Regions from separate parts of the Homo sapiens genome. Here regions 2 and 3 are each linked to region 1. Evidence: read pairs that join two places in POLR2A ChIA-PET (ENCODE). Cell type or tissue: CD4-positive, alpha-beta T cell. All regions are shown on one strand.

Region 1 (4,000 bases):
AGGGAGCTCACAGGTGACATCCCAGGCAGAGTCGGGTCCTCGGCCCAAGCCTTCCAGGCTTGCTGGCAGGAGACGGCACAGTACCCAGGCCTCAAGACAAGCTCTGCGACCTCTGAGCCCAGCCGGGAGACAAACTGGGCCAAAAACCACCTGGCTGGCTGTCTCCTCTGAGAACCTGCAGAGAACCATGAATGGGCTGGGCTACCCAAGGGTGGTGGGCGGGGGTGCTCTCGCTCCATTTCTAGCCAGGGCAACTGACTCTGGGACCTTAACCTCCAAGCCCAAAGCCCACCTGCTAGGAAACAGTGGAGCTAGGATTCGAACCCAGGCCTGCCCCTCTCCAAGGCCCAGTGCAGATTAACTCTCTATCTGCATTTCCTGAGGTGCATTCTGCCCAAAAGCAGGAACATGAAAAGCTACATATGCGCAGCCACACACATCCACAGCCATTTCTGGTCACAGGTGGTGCTGAGCTCAACATTCTCCTCTTCCCCATTTAAAGATCCCCCATACACATTAGCAAATTAAAGGCTCTGACAAGTCCTGCAGGAAAGAAGCCTGCTGAATTAAACACAGCTGAACATTTCCCCATCCTTTTGTTAATGAGACTCTTTTTGCACTGAATCCCTAATGAACCTCCTTTGGGAAATGCTGACTTTGGAGTCTCTGAGACCCACCTAGGAACTCCTCCCCTAAGAAGGCTCCCTGGGTAGCTGTGGCCTGTAGAGCCCACTAGCCTCCCCTTAATTGACAGCCTATGAAGCTCTTTAATGCTGGGGGCCCCACTTACCCACCTCCACCTGACCCCAGGTTGGGCTAGCTGCGCACAAGAAGGTTGCAGGTGCTGGCGGGACCAGCCCATGCACCTGCCTGTGGGCCAGGACACCTACCCTGAGCTTAGCCTCCCAGGTGGAGGTGAGAGGAGAGGCCTGAGTGAAAGACCAGGGCTCTCAGGTGCTCACGGTCTCAACAGCACCCTCCCTAGGCAGTTTTCAGCTGGGAAGCACCTTGCCCTGGGGAAAAGCAAGCAGGAAAACAGCTCCAAGTGCCAACCCGGCAAAGGGCTCCTGTCGAATTTCCTGCCTCTCCCATGGAATGCAGAGGAGTGGCCCACCTGCCTCAGTTTCCCCATCTGCCACAGTGCAGGGAATAGAGCCCTGGGCTGAATGTCAGGTGATGTAAGGTACAGTCCCAGCTCTCCCTGTCACCAGCTGTGTGACTCGGGCAATTCTTCACCCTCTCTGGGCCTGACTCCTCCAGGGCAGGAAAGGCCTCCAGGGTCTCTGAGGGCCCTTCCCACTCAGACCAGCAGAGAAGCCAGTCACAGAGAGGTCAGTGGGAGAGGCCTCTCCCACCCAGAGCTCAGCGTGCCACCCATGGAGCTCAGTGAGGCGTCACTGCCTAGCCTGGCCTCCTGTCCCAACAGCAAGCCTGAAGCCACCACCTGGCCCGGAGGCCCCCAGTTTGGCCTCCATGACACCAGCTCGCAAAGTGCCCAGCCCCAAACCAAGGCGCTAAGACCCTCACTTCCCCGAGGCTTCCTGAGAACCCGATCCAGGCCTAGGGGGCACGAGAGACACAGAGGGGACTGCCTCGTGAAACCGCGCCAAGAGCCCGGAAGAGCCCTTCTGCAGGGGAAGCAGCCCCACCCAGCCTCCCCCACCAACCACAGCCCCAGCTTCCGGACCTGCACCCACACAGAAGAGCCCTCGCCATGGCTGTCCCTGGAGCCCAAGACCCCATTCCCGGTCACTCACTCCTTCCTTCCACAAACCCTGCCCTTACGGAGCTATTGGGCACAGGAGGTCACTGTGATGGAGTCTCACGCCACAGGAGCCCCGTGGCCCCCGAAACGAGGCCTCCCACACCTACCCAGGACCCCCCAAAACACCAAGCCCGATCTCTGCTCACCCCTTGGCCAAAAAACGCCTCTAGAGCTTCCCTGGCCTCCTCTGTGGCTGCGTGATTTGGCTGATTTCGGTTCCCCAAACAAGCCCCACCCTTTCATCTCCAGCTCCGGCAATCTAAAAACACGCCCACCTCCTCACCTCCAAATGCCTTCTGCCTGGCGAACTCCTGCCCGCCCTTCAGGGCCAACCTGAGCTGCCACCTCTTCCAGGAAGGCTGCCTGGTCCCCTCCCAGTCTGGCCTTGTTCCTTAGCTTCCCCAGGGCCTGCACCTCCCACAGAAGCACAGGCTACCCTGACCTGTCACTACCTGGCTGCACGTCCAGCCATGCACTACCCAGCTCCCAGGATCTAACCCTGCCTGGTACACAGGGACATCAAACCCCATACTCCACAGACTGGGGGGTACAGCCAGCACTGAACTGGCAGCTAAGGACTGGGCCCCAACCCTGGAATCCCCAGTCCCAACTGCATGAGCTCTGGCAGGTGACCTGCCTCTCAGGACTCAGTTTCTCACCTGAGCAATGGGGATGAAACCCTTCTCTTCGCTCCATGGCCTATTCTAGCAGTGACGTGACCTCATAGCTATAAAACCTCATAAACCCCCATTGCACATGGAAAGGGGCCCATCCTGCCACCAGGAAAGAGGCCACATGTTGGTGCCACCAGACCCCCATCTGCCAAGTGCCACTGAGCTCCTGCCTGCAGCAGGTGCAGGCACTGCTGCTGCTACAACACACAGGACAGGCATGGGTCCCCTGAGGAGCTCATGCCAGGAGGAGGGCAGATTGTCATAAATGAGCCAAGTGAGGAAAAGAAATGCCAGGGCAGGGCAGAAGGGGAAGGCAGGAAAGCATGGTGGTTGGGAGCACAAGCTCTGAGATCCAACAGCAGGCCGTGAATCTCAGCTCCACCTTGGAGGAGCTGTGTGACCTTGGGCATGTTCCTGAACCTCTCTGGGCCTCAGTTTCCTAACCCACAGAATGGACTGGTAACAATACCAGTTCTCAGGGGCTTCACGTAGATGTGGGCACACAGCAAGTACCATCACCCAGGGCCACCCCAGTCAGCTCCAGACACCAGGGTGAGCAGCCTGAGAAATCGTGACATAAACAGGCACTGGGGACACACTTCAGTACCAGGGTCTCAGCCTCACTTCCTGCCTGCCCCCAAAGGGCAGCTCTGCTCTTGTACCCATGCCCAGGAGAGCTGAGCCTGACAAAGGGATACAGAAGTGCTGGTCCCTGCCCCCAGGGGATGGAGCAGTGTCTCCAGGGAGTCTGGGTATATCAAAAGAGGCCACTTCCCATTAGCCCAGGCCCCCCTTAAAATAGCTCCTTCAGACAGCTTAAAAGGGCTCCTCCTCCCAGCCAGAGGGGGTACCGGAGACAGGCCTGGGGGCCCAGGAGCCAGATGCGCACACACACAGAAGGAGGTCTCATCCCAGCCTACACCAGCACCCTGGACCCCTGCTCCAGCAAGGAGATGCCCAGGAGGAGGGAGACCCAGACTCCCAAGAACAGCAGCAGGACCAAGACAAGCCCACAAGACTGGCCCCCAGTCCACATCCCTCCCATGAGTGAGGCCAAGGGATGTGCTTGTGAATGGGGCAGGGCCTGCAACTCCAACATAGCTCCCACCAGGAAGACACACCAGCCCCAAGGCTGCAGAGCTCCCAGGGCCTCAGTTTCCCCATCTGTGCAGAGCAGCTGCATCCCAGGGTGCTAGGCTTCTCCCTGCCCAGCCAGTCGGTGACTCCAGGAAGCAATGATCTCAGTCAGCTGCGCCCGAGGCAGTGTGACTAGGTTGTTTCAGAGGCCAGCATGAGGAAAGCTGGCCAGTTACAGGGGCAGGAAGGGCACCCTGGAGGGCAGGAAGAGCCTGGGGCCTGGAAGACAAAGCACCCCGATCAGGGTGCCCTGGGTCCAGCGGCCTCCAGGGATCCGGGCCCTAGAAGGCGGGTGGTGGCATCACCCACTGCAGGTACCTTCTGCCTTCCAGGGACATGAGCTCCTCCCCAGGGTACAGGCCTGTGTCTGAGGGTCATGGCCATTCCTTCTGCCCTGTCACCTCCAGCATGTCCTGATACCCTG
Region 2 (4,000 bases), 510 kb before region 1:
AGGTGAGACGTTCGAGACCAGCCTGGCCAACGTGGTGAAACCCCCGTCTCTACTGAAAATACAAAAAAGAAAGTTAGCCAGAAGTGGTGGTTCACACCTGTAATCCCAGCTACTCAGGAGGCTGAGTCAAGAGAATCGCTTGAACCTGGGAGGCAGAGGTTGCAATGAGCCCAGATTGTGCCGCTGCATTCCAGCCTGGGGGACAGAGTGAGACTCTGTCTCAAAAAAAAAAAAAAAAAAAAAAAAAATCTTAAGTTGTTCCACTTTGGAAAAAATTGCATATATGAGGGCAGCAGTGCTGCTACTGAAAATCGTTTTTTTAAAGACAGTAGTTTTATGACTGCCTTTACCTACTAAAAGAAATACAGCACATAACAGCCAATGGCTTTACTGCAAGTTATGTTGTTTGAGACATGCACAAAGATTTCCCAGATACCCTCTGTATATCTATTCCATTGTACCAATATCATTCACCTTTCTGGACACAGAAACATGAGACAACATTCAAAAGCTTAAAAGGAGTATGTCATAAAAAGCAAATCTCCCTTTCAATCCTGACCCACAGTCATCCAGTTTCTCTACTCAGAGGCAGATGGCAGTTTCTTTCACACACACTCACACGCACACACACACACACACCGGTATGTGTCCCTGCCTCATGGCACTATCTATACCTATTGCATTCTTTTTAAACTTACCAGAATAAGGTTGAGTCTAAGTAACAAGAATTGTAATGACCCTGGATGCCTTTCTTCTTCCCAATCATTATCTCCAAGCCTTCTTTTTCCATTTTTGGTGGAGTATTTTCTTCTACTACTTCACTTAAGTAGCCTCCAAATGCTGAAAAGATTTTTTTAAAAAAAGTAAATGAAAAGAATTCTTTTAAACTATTACAATATGTATTCCCATAAATATTTTTTCATTTTAAAATGTTTTTGTATTTTGATGCAAAATTTTTTCTTTAAGTGGAAAGTAGGCTTTGGTTAACTGCTATTTGACTTGGCTTATAAAAATTGCTATTGTTCATTTTCAACTTCATTTCCTCCAAGATTTAAAAACACACTTTAGAGTATTATGTGTAAAAAGCATCTGTCAAGTAAAATATGTTTCCCAAATATTTCACTATTTATCTGAAGTTGCTTCACTTTCAAGTTTGAAAAGAAAATGAAAATTCCAAAGTACTATTTCAACATAATAAGAGTGTTTTTCATAAAGATGGCTTTCCTGTTTGCACCTGCTGAAGCCCCAAGATGCTTTTCCACTATTATGTAGAAGTGGAAAGGAACAGCACCAGGAAACTGCCACCAATTACACATGATGAGGAGAGCTGTCCTCCAGCAATCAGTTGAAATCTACTTCTTACACTAAAATGCTGATTTCTTTGTAAGATACACTCACTGCTGTAAACAAGACACTGTGAGGGAAGTCAGTAAAAAAAAAAAAGAAGGTTACATTTCAATTTCTACCACTAGTATTGCTGAAAACTAAATGTCTGTCATCAACAGGAAGAGAAAAACAAACCACACTATTATTCACTTTATAAGTCCCAAACGCACGTCCTAATACTTTTTTAAGATGTCCCCTCTTAAAACAACTTTCTTATACACCATGCAACATTTTTACTGATTTAAAGCTTAATGAGCGTTGGCAAGAAATATATTAAAACACTGTCACCATCACCTAATATAACATGATATGAGATTAGAATTAGAGTCATTCCAGGTTGTTAAGTAAACAAAAAGCATCCAAATACCTAAAGAGTTACAGCGCTCAATCTGATTGGAAACCGGCTGCAATGATGCAAACCTAGAGTCAGGCCTGCAGCTCTTCAGTTTCACAAACAGCGCCTTCTTCAGGGCACAGGTGAAATACCGAGTGCCTCTGAAGGTTCCATCCGTACAGCCTGCACACTCATCTTCCTGAAAAAGAAATGCTTCAATATGCATTATACCGTGCCTTACAGAGATAGTATACAAAGAACTAAGGTTTCTAAGACCTGTTTCTAGTATACCCTTTCTCACCACTCCCTCTTCGCACCTGTACTGAGAACCTCATCAAGAAAAAGGAGTTGAGTAATCAGTGCTTCAGCCCACAGCTACTGATTTAAGAAGTGACTTCCTTAATCCAGCATGAAGTCCTTCTTGTATTTCCTTTCAGAATATATGCTTCAACCTCCCCTGGTTAAACGGGCTTTCCCGCACCATTTCTACAAGCATTAAAACAGGCAGGGAAGGAGAAGGCTATTTATTTTAACCCTCATTCTTGCCTCCCCACCATGCCCCATAAGATAGTATTCACTAGCATGGAAACAAACAAGAAAAAAAAAAAAAGAAATATATTTAAATTGGCCAGGTGTGGTGGCTCATGCCCATAATCCTAGCACTTTAGGAGGCCAAGGCGGGCAGATCACTTGAGTCCAGGAGTTTGAGACCAGCCTGGGCAACATGGCAAAACCCTGTCTCTACTAAAAATACAAAAAATTACCAAGCATGATGGTACATGTCTGTAATTCCAGCTACTCAGGTGACTGAGGCAGGAGAATAGCTTGAGCCCAGGAGGTCGAGGCTGCAGTGAGCCCTGACCGTGCTACTGCACTCCAGTCTGGGTGACAGAGTGAGACCCCATCTCTAAATAAATCCTAAACATACTCAACTTCTCCTTTCCTGATTACAAAATATCAAATGATATGTTCTCCTGATCTCTAAAGGGAAAACCTTTCCCTCTAGCAAAGGTCTCAAAAGATCTCTAAAAATGGTGATTAACTTTAAAGCCAGTGATATAATTATTAGAACTGACCAGGGGAAGGGGCTGAAGAAGAAAGAGAAAAGCTGATGGCAAATTTGCTTGATTTACTAAATTCTGTTTAATATAAGGAGCCTAAATCGATTGGCCTAAAAATCAACTTTCATTCCTTGAACATAAATCAACTAACATTAGGACAAGTGGGTCGCAAGCTTCAGGGGCGGCAAAGGGAAGTCAGAAAACATGGTGAGAAAATTATTCTGCAGTGATAGCTTTTCTGACAAATATAACAGTTTGTCAAAAAGCATATAATAGGGCGAAATCTGCACAAAACCTCACAGAGAAAAAAATTGAAATTTTTGGGTCAAGTTAAATTACCAGTTCCAGTCCAGCGAGCACTTCATTCAGTCCTGGTGGCTGACCGATCCAACGGATTACCCCATAGAAAGGAGGGTTCTCCTTAACTTCAGCCAATGAGCCCACTTCTAGACCATGTGAGTTCCCAGGAGGCATGGCCAAGGGTGGACTCTCTTGGACGGGTGCAGTGTTTAGCTCTTCCATTACAGACTGGGCTGACAGAGAAAGTGGACTGTGGCCAATACTTCCATTGGTATTGGGCATCTTGGTGAGACTGAATGGTAAAGAGTGGAATCTGTTCTCGGTGGTCAGTGAGTTCACAGGAGGAGGCTGGAGTGGTGGTGAAGAACGGTCAAAGTCTGTAGATATCTCTGTAAGAGATTTTGCAGGGTCTTCTGCAACTAAAAAATTATTCCTAATTACAGAAATGTATTCAAGGATATTGACTCTGTCTTACATTTCTAAAAATTTATATACAGATCTAGTCCAACTGCCCACCTGACCTCCCTGCTATTAATAGTACTCTCATAGGCATCACAAAGTTATTATCTCCAACAGTGTTCTCGCTCCTCTCTCCACCTCCATATTTATGCACCTCAGTCAATGGCACCCAACTGTTCAAACCAAAAAAATCTATTATCAGCGGGTATCGTATACGTGATAGTCTTTGTCCAAAATACAATTAATTGAGAAGGCAGTACAAAAAGATACCGAAAACCTTAAGAAACGCTTCTATATATCTAATGGATCAAAAAAGAAATAATACGTTTTAACAATAAAGAAAAAAGAGAGAAAAAGTAACAAAGAAAGAAAGAATCCTTGTGAAACATGGCTAAATTAATACTTATAAGGGAATTTTATAGACTTCATTGCTTATTTCAGAAAAAAACAAAAGCTAAAT
Region 3 (4,000 bases), 78 kb after region 1:
TTTTATATTTTCTTCACTTTTCTGGCTTTGCTCTAAATTATCTTAGGGATTTGATGCTCTAGTAAGTGAAATTATTTTTTCTTTTACTTTCCTTTCCTTTTCTTCTTTTTTTTTTTTTTTTAGACAGAGTCTCACTTTGTCACCCAGGCTGGAGTGCAGTGGCGTGATCTCAGCTCACTATAACCTGTGCTTCTCAGGTTCAAATGATCCTCCAACCTCAGCCTCCAAAGTAGCTGGGACTATAGGAGCTCACCACCACACGTGGCTAATTTTTTTGTATTTTTTGTAGAGACGGGGTTTTGCCATGTTGCCTAGGATGGTCTTGAACTCCTGAGCTCAAGAGATCCACCCACGTTGGCCTCCCAAAGTGCTAGGATTACAGTCATGGGCCACTGTGCCCGGCTTTTTTTTTTTTTTTTAATTATATTTTCTGTCACATATTACAGATACTGACTTTTGTGTGTTTATTTTGTAGCCAAGCAGGCAGTTTTCTTGCCCTACTACATTGGCTAGAATTACTAAAATAAGATCAAATAACATGGTGAGGGCAGGCATCCTGTCTTGTTACGGATTTAATGTGTTAAATCAAGTTTAGCCTAAAACTGTCTCCTTACATATTTTAAGTTTGACCTACAGGTTTTTCTGTCCATAATGAACTATAACCAAAATGGAGATGTAAACAGACTATAACCTGCTCTTGTGCCAATCACCGAGTTTTGGCCAATCAAAGGTGGCCAACTGTACAAACCTCAACTTGTGTTCAAATAAGGCAAATTCAGAGCTGTAACCAATCCGGCTGTTTCTGTACCTCACTTCCGTTTTCGGTACATCACTTTCCTCTTTCCATTCATAAATCTTTTTCCACGACATGGCTGTGCTGGAGTCTCTGAACCTACTCTGGCTCGGGAGGCTGCCCAATTTGCAAATCATTCTTTGCTCAATTAAACCATTAAATGGCATGGTGGCTCACGCCTGTAATCCCAGCACTTTCAGAGGCCCAGGCAGGCAGATTGCTTGAGCCCAGGAGTTCAAGACCAGACTGGGCAACATGGCAAAACCCCATGTCTACAAAAAATACAAAAATCACCCAGGCGTGGTGGTGCACACCTGTAGTCCCAGCTACGCAGGAGGCTGAGGCAGGAAAATCACTTGAACCCAGAAGGCGGAGGTTGCAGTGAGCTGTGCTTGCACCACTGCACTCCAGCCTGGGTGACAAAGCAAGACTCTGTCTCCAAAAAAAACTTAAATTTAATTTGGCTAAGGTTTTTCTTTTAACAAATGGGAAGTGTCTCTAGTGTTTCACATAATGTGTACTGGTTTGAAAGTACCACTCTTTATCAGCTCTTTAACAGGTTAAGGAAACACCTTTATATTCCAAGTTTACCAAAGGTTGTTGTACTCTGTTTTTTTTTTGTTTTTTGTTTTTTTTTTAGAGATGGGGTCTTGCTATCATCCCCAGGCTGGAAGGCAGTGGCACAATCACATCTCACTGCAGCATCAAGCTCCTGGGCTCAAGTGACTCTCCTGACTTAGCCTCCCAAGTAGCTGAGACTACAGGCATGTGCCCACATCCTGCTTAAAGTTGTACTATTTTTTTTTTTTTGAGACAGGGTTTCGTTCTGTTACCCACACTGGAATGCAGTGGCACAACCATAGCTCACTGCAGCCTTTACTTCCTGGGCTCAAGCAATCCCCCTGCCTCAGCCCCACTGTAGCTGGGACTACAGCTGCATGCCATCACACCCAGCTAATTTTTGTCTATTTTTTTTTTTTTTGTAGAGACAGGATTTCACCATGTTGCCCAGGCTGGTCTCAAACTCCTGGCTCAAGCGATCTGCCCGCCTTGGCCTCCCAAAGTGCTGGGATTACAGGCATGAGGCACTACCCCTGGCCAGTTGTACTCTTTTTAACAGACATATTTAAGATTTCACTCCATACTTTCAACAAGCATCTATTGTATTTTTTGCAGAATAAAGCAACATTGGTAGCTTCTTCCTTTCATGATGAAGGAGATGATGATGATGATGATGATGATGATGATGATGATGATAATGATAAACTAAAAGCTACTCTAAGTATATGGCTTCCCGGTAAACAAATTTCACAAACAAGGCACTCATACTGTGGTAACAACAAAAATGTTTTAAGTCAAACAAAAGCCCACTACTATAATAAATCTTTTTTTTCACACTCCTAATTAGGTAACTCTCTTAACCAAATAAATAGCAAACAAAACAAAATAAAAACAATACATCTAATACTGCCATTGGGCTGCCAACCAGCAGATCACAGGATGACATTTTCTGGATATGCACAAAACTGAAAACATTTCAGATATTTTCTATAATTCTTTGAGTATAAAAATTTTCTGGACTATGTACTGTTTCATCTTATCAAATCCCTCAGACCAAATTTATTTAGATACATATGTTGCATTTACCACCTAATTTCTCTTAAACTTTGCTGTCTACAGAAGTTATTAGCAGGCACATCTGTGTACAATATACTGTAAAGTTCTACATTGACTATTTCTTCCGCTCCAAAGCAGGGCCTGGGATGATTACCATTCCAAGAGTATTTCTACTATATCTATTGTAGACAACACAGAACTTTATCAAAATAATGCTTACTCATTAGCCCTGTAAAGGCCTCCCACTGAAGTTATCTTTATTCCTGAATACAGTATAAGATCTTTAAGACCTATGGACAAAATAAGAGATCTACTATATAGCTCACAAAATTGTAAAATTTATATGTATATTTTTTATACCTTTATACATTTACATGTCTTTTGGAAGATACTGTGAACACTGATAATTTTAAAGAGGCCTCATTTAGTTTCATTAATGAAAATGATATGCATAAGTACTGCACACTTTCCTCTTTACATGCTAAAACTTGAATAATGACAAAAATATGCTGTACACTAAGCCAGACATAATTTAAAGCCTCCTTTTGTTTTCATGACTCAGGACCATCATTAAACACACCCATAATTGTCCAGTATCATTCCAAGTAGCTTGGGGTCTAAATCTGGACTCTGCTATGGGCTCACTCTTCCTGCTTAATTCTGACTTCCTCCCCTTTCCTCTTTCAGTTTTCATTCCGCTTAACACAGTCATTAATAGAAAGTAAACTCACTGAGAGCCAAAGGATTTCTCCAAAAGAATCAAGTTCGTACTTTCAATGCTAGGCTTTCAAAGCTATATGATGAGATAAGAGTGCCTTCCACATTTCCTTAGCTGTGCTTTGGAGGGGGTATCACCAGGACAAAGCATCTAACTTCTGTATGGTACCTCATATTTTTCAAAGAAGCTCTTACCTATTCTCTGTTTCAGTCATCCACAATAATCCTGTGAATCAAACTAGGCAGAATTTAACTTCTAATTAAAAAAATGTTTATGGGAAATAATCGATTTCCCTAAGATCACATAGAAAATCAATTAAACAAGCCTGGGCAGTCTACAAAAAAAAATTTAAAAATTAGCCAGGCCGGGTGCAGTGGCTCATGCCTGTAATCCCAGCACTTTGGGAGGCCGAGGCAGGCGGATCACAAGGTCAGGAGATCGAGACCATCCTGGCTAACACGGTGAAACCCCGTCTCTACTAAAAAATACAAAAAATTAGCCGGGCATGGTGGCGGGCGCCTGTAGTCCCAGCTACTTGGGAGGCTGAGGCAGGAGAATGATGTGAACCTGGGAGGCAGAGCTTGCAGTGAGCCGAGATCGCGCCACTGCACTCCAGCCTGGGTGACAGAGCGAGACTCCGTCTCAAAAAAAAAAAAAAAAAAAAAATTAGCCAAGCACGGTGGCTAGCGCCTGTAGTTCCAGCTACTGTGGGGGAAAGGAGCGGGTGGGGGTGGAGGGGTGCTGAAGTGCAAGTATCGCTTGAGCCCAGGAAATTGATGCTCCAGTGAGCCATGACTGCACCACTGCGCTTCAGCCTGGGCAACAGAGCAAGACCCTGTCTCAAAGCAAATTCAATGAACCTGAAAAAAAGA

Evidence for each region. Peaks named below come from ENCODE experiments on the same cell type or tissue, not always from the same donor. Only the 100,000 strongest peaks of a DNase experiment are listed, where the experiment ranks them.
Region 2: POLR2A ChIA-PET joins it to region 1 with 5 read pairs; 3 of 35 experiments call an interaction of 5 or more read pairs at or near these places.
Region 3: POLR2A ChIA-PET joins it to region 1 with 5 read pairs; 5 of 35 experiments call an interaction of 5 or more read pairs at or near these places.

What each region holds. Positions count from the first base shown.
Region 1 is chr16:50,272,110-50,276,109 of GRCh38, reverse strand. All of the region lies in intron 1 of ADCY7 (adenylate cyclase 7), which reads right to left. Among named protein-coding and RNA genes, the nearest start is that of ADCY7, 7.6 kb to the right of the region's middle. RefSeq lists enhancers at 1,659-1,728, 3,140-3,974, 3,975-4,000. In CD4-positive, alpha-beta T cell, no CTCF peak of the experiment used is centred here; DNase peaks (open chromatin) are centred at 1,619, 1,999 and 3,710; H3K4me3 peaks cover 2,589 bases; H3K27ac peaks cover 4,000 bases.
Region 2 is chr16:50,779,165-50,783,164 of GRCh38, reverse strand. CYLD (CYLD lysine 63 deubiquitinase) reads right to left here. Exons shown (of 19, transcript NM_001378743.1): 9 at 3,121-3,500; 10 at 1,754-1,919; 11 at 699-840. Among named protein-coding and RNA genes, the nearest start is that of CYLD-AS2, 22 kb to the left of the region's middle. In CD4-positive, alpha-beta T cell, a CTCF peak has its summit at 1,842 (motif pointing left); a DNase peak (open chromatin) is centred at 1,844; H3K27ac peaks cover 1,558 bases.
Region 3 is chr16:50,194,539-50,198,538 of GRCh38, reverse strand. The region is part of intron 1 of TENT4B (terminal nucleotidyltransferase 4B); the gene reads right to left. Among named protein-coding and RNA genes, the nearest start is that of TENT4B, 43 kb to the right of the region's middle. In CD4-positive, alpha-beta T cell, no CTCF peak of the experiment used is centred here; a DNase peak (open chromatin) is centred at 1,588.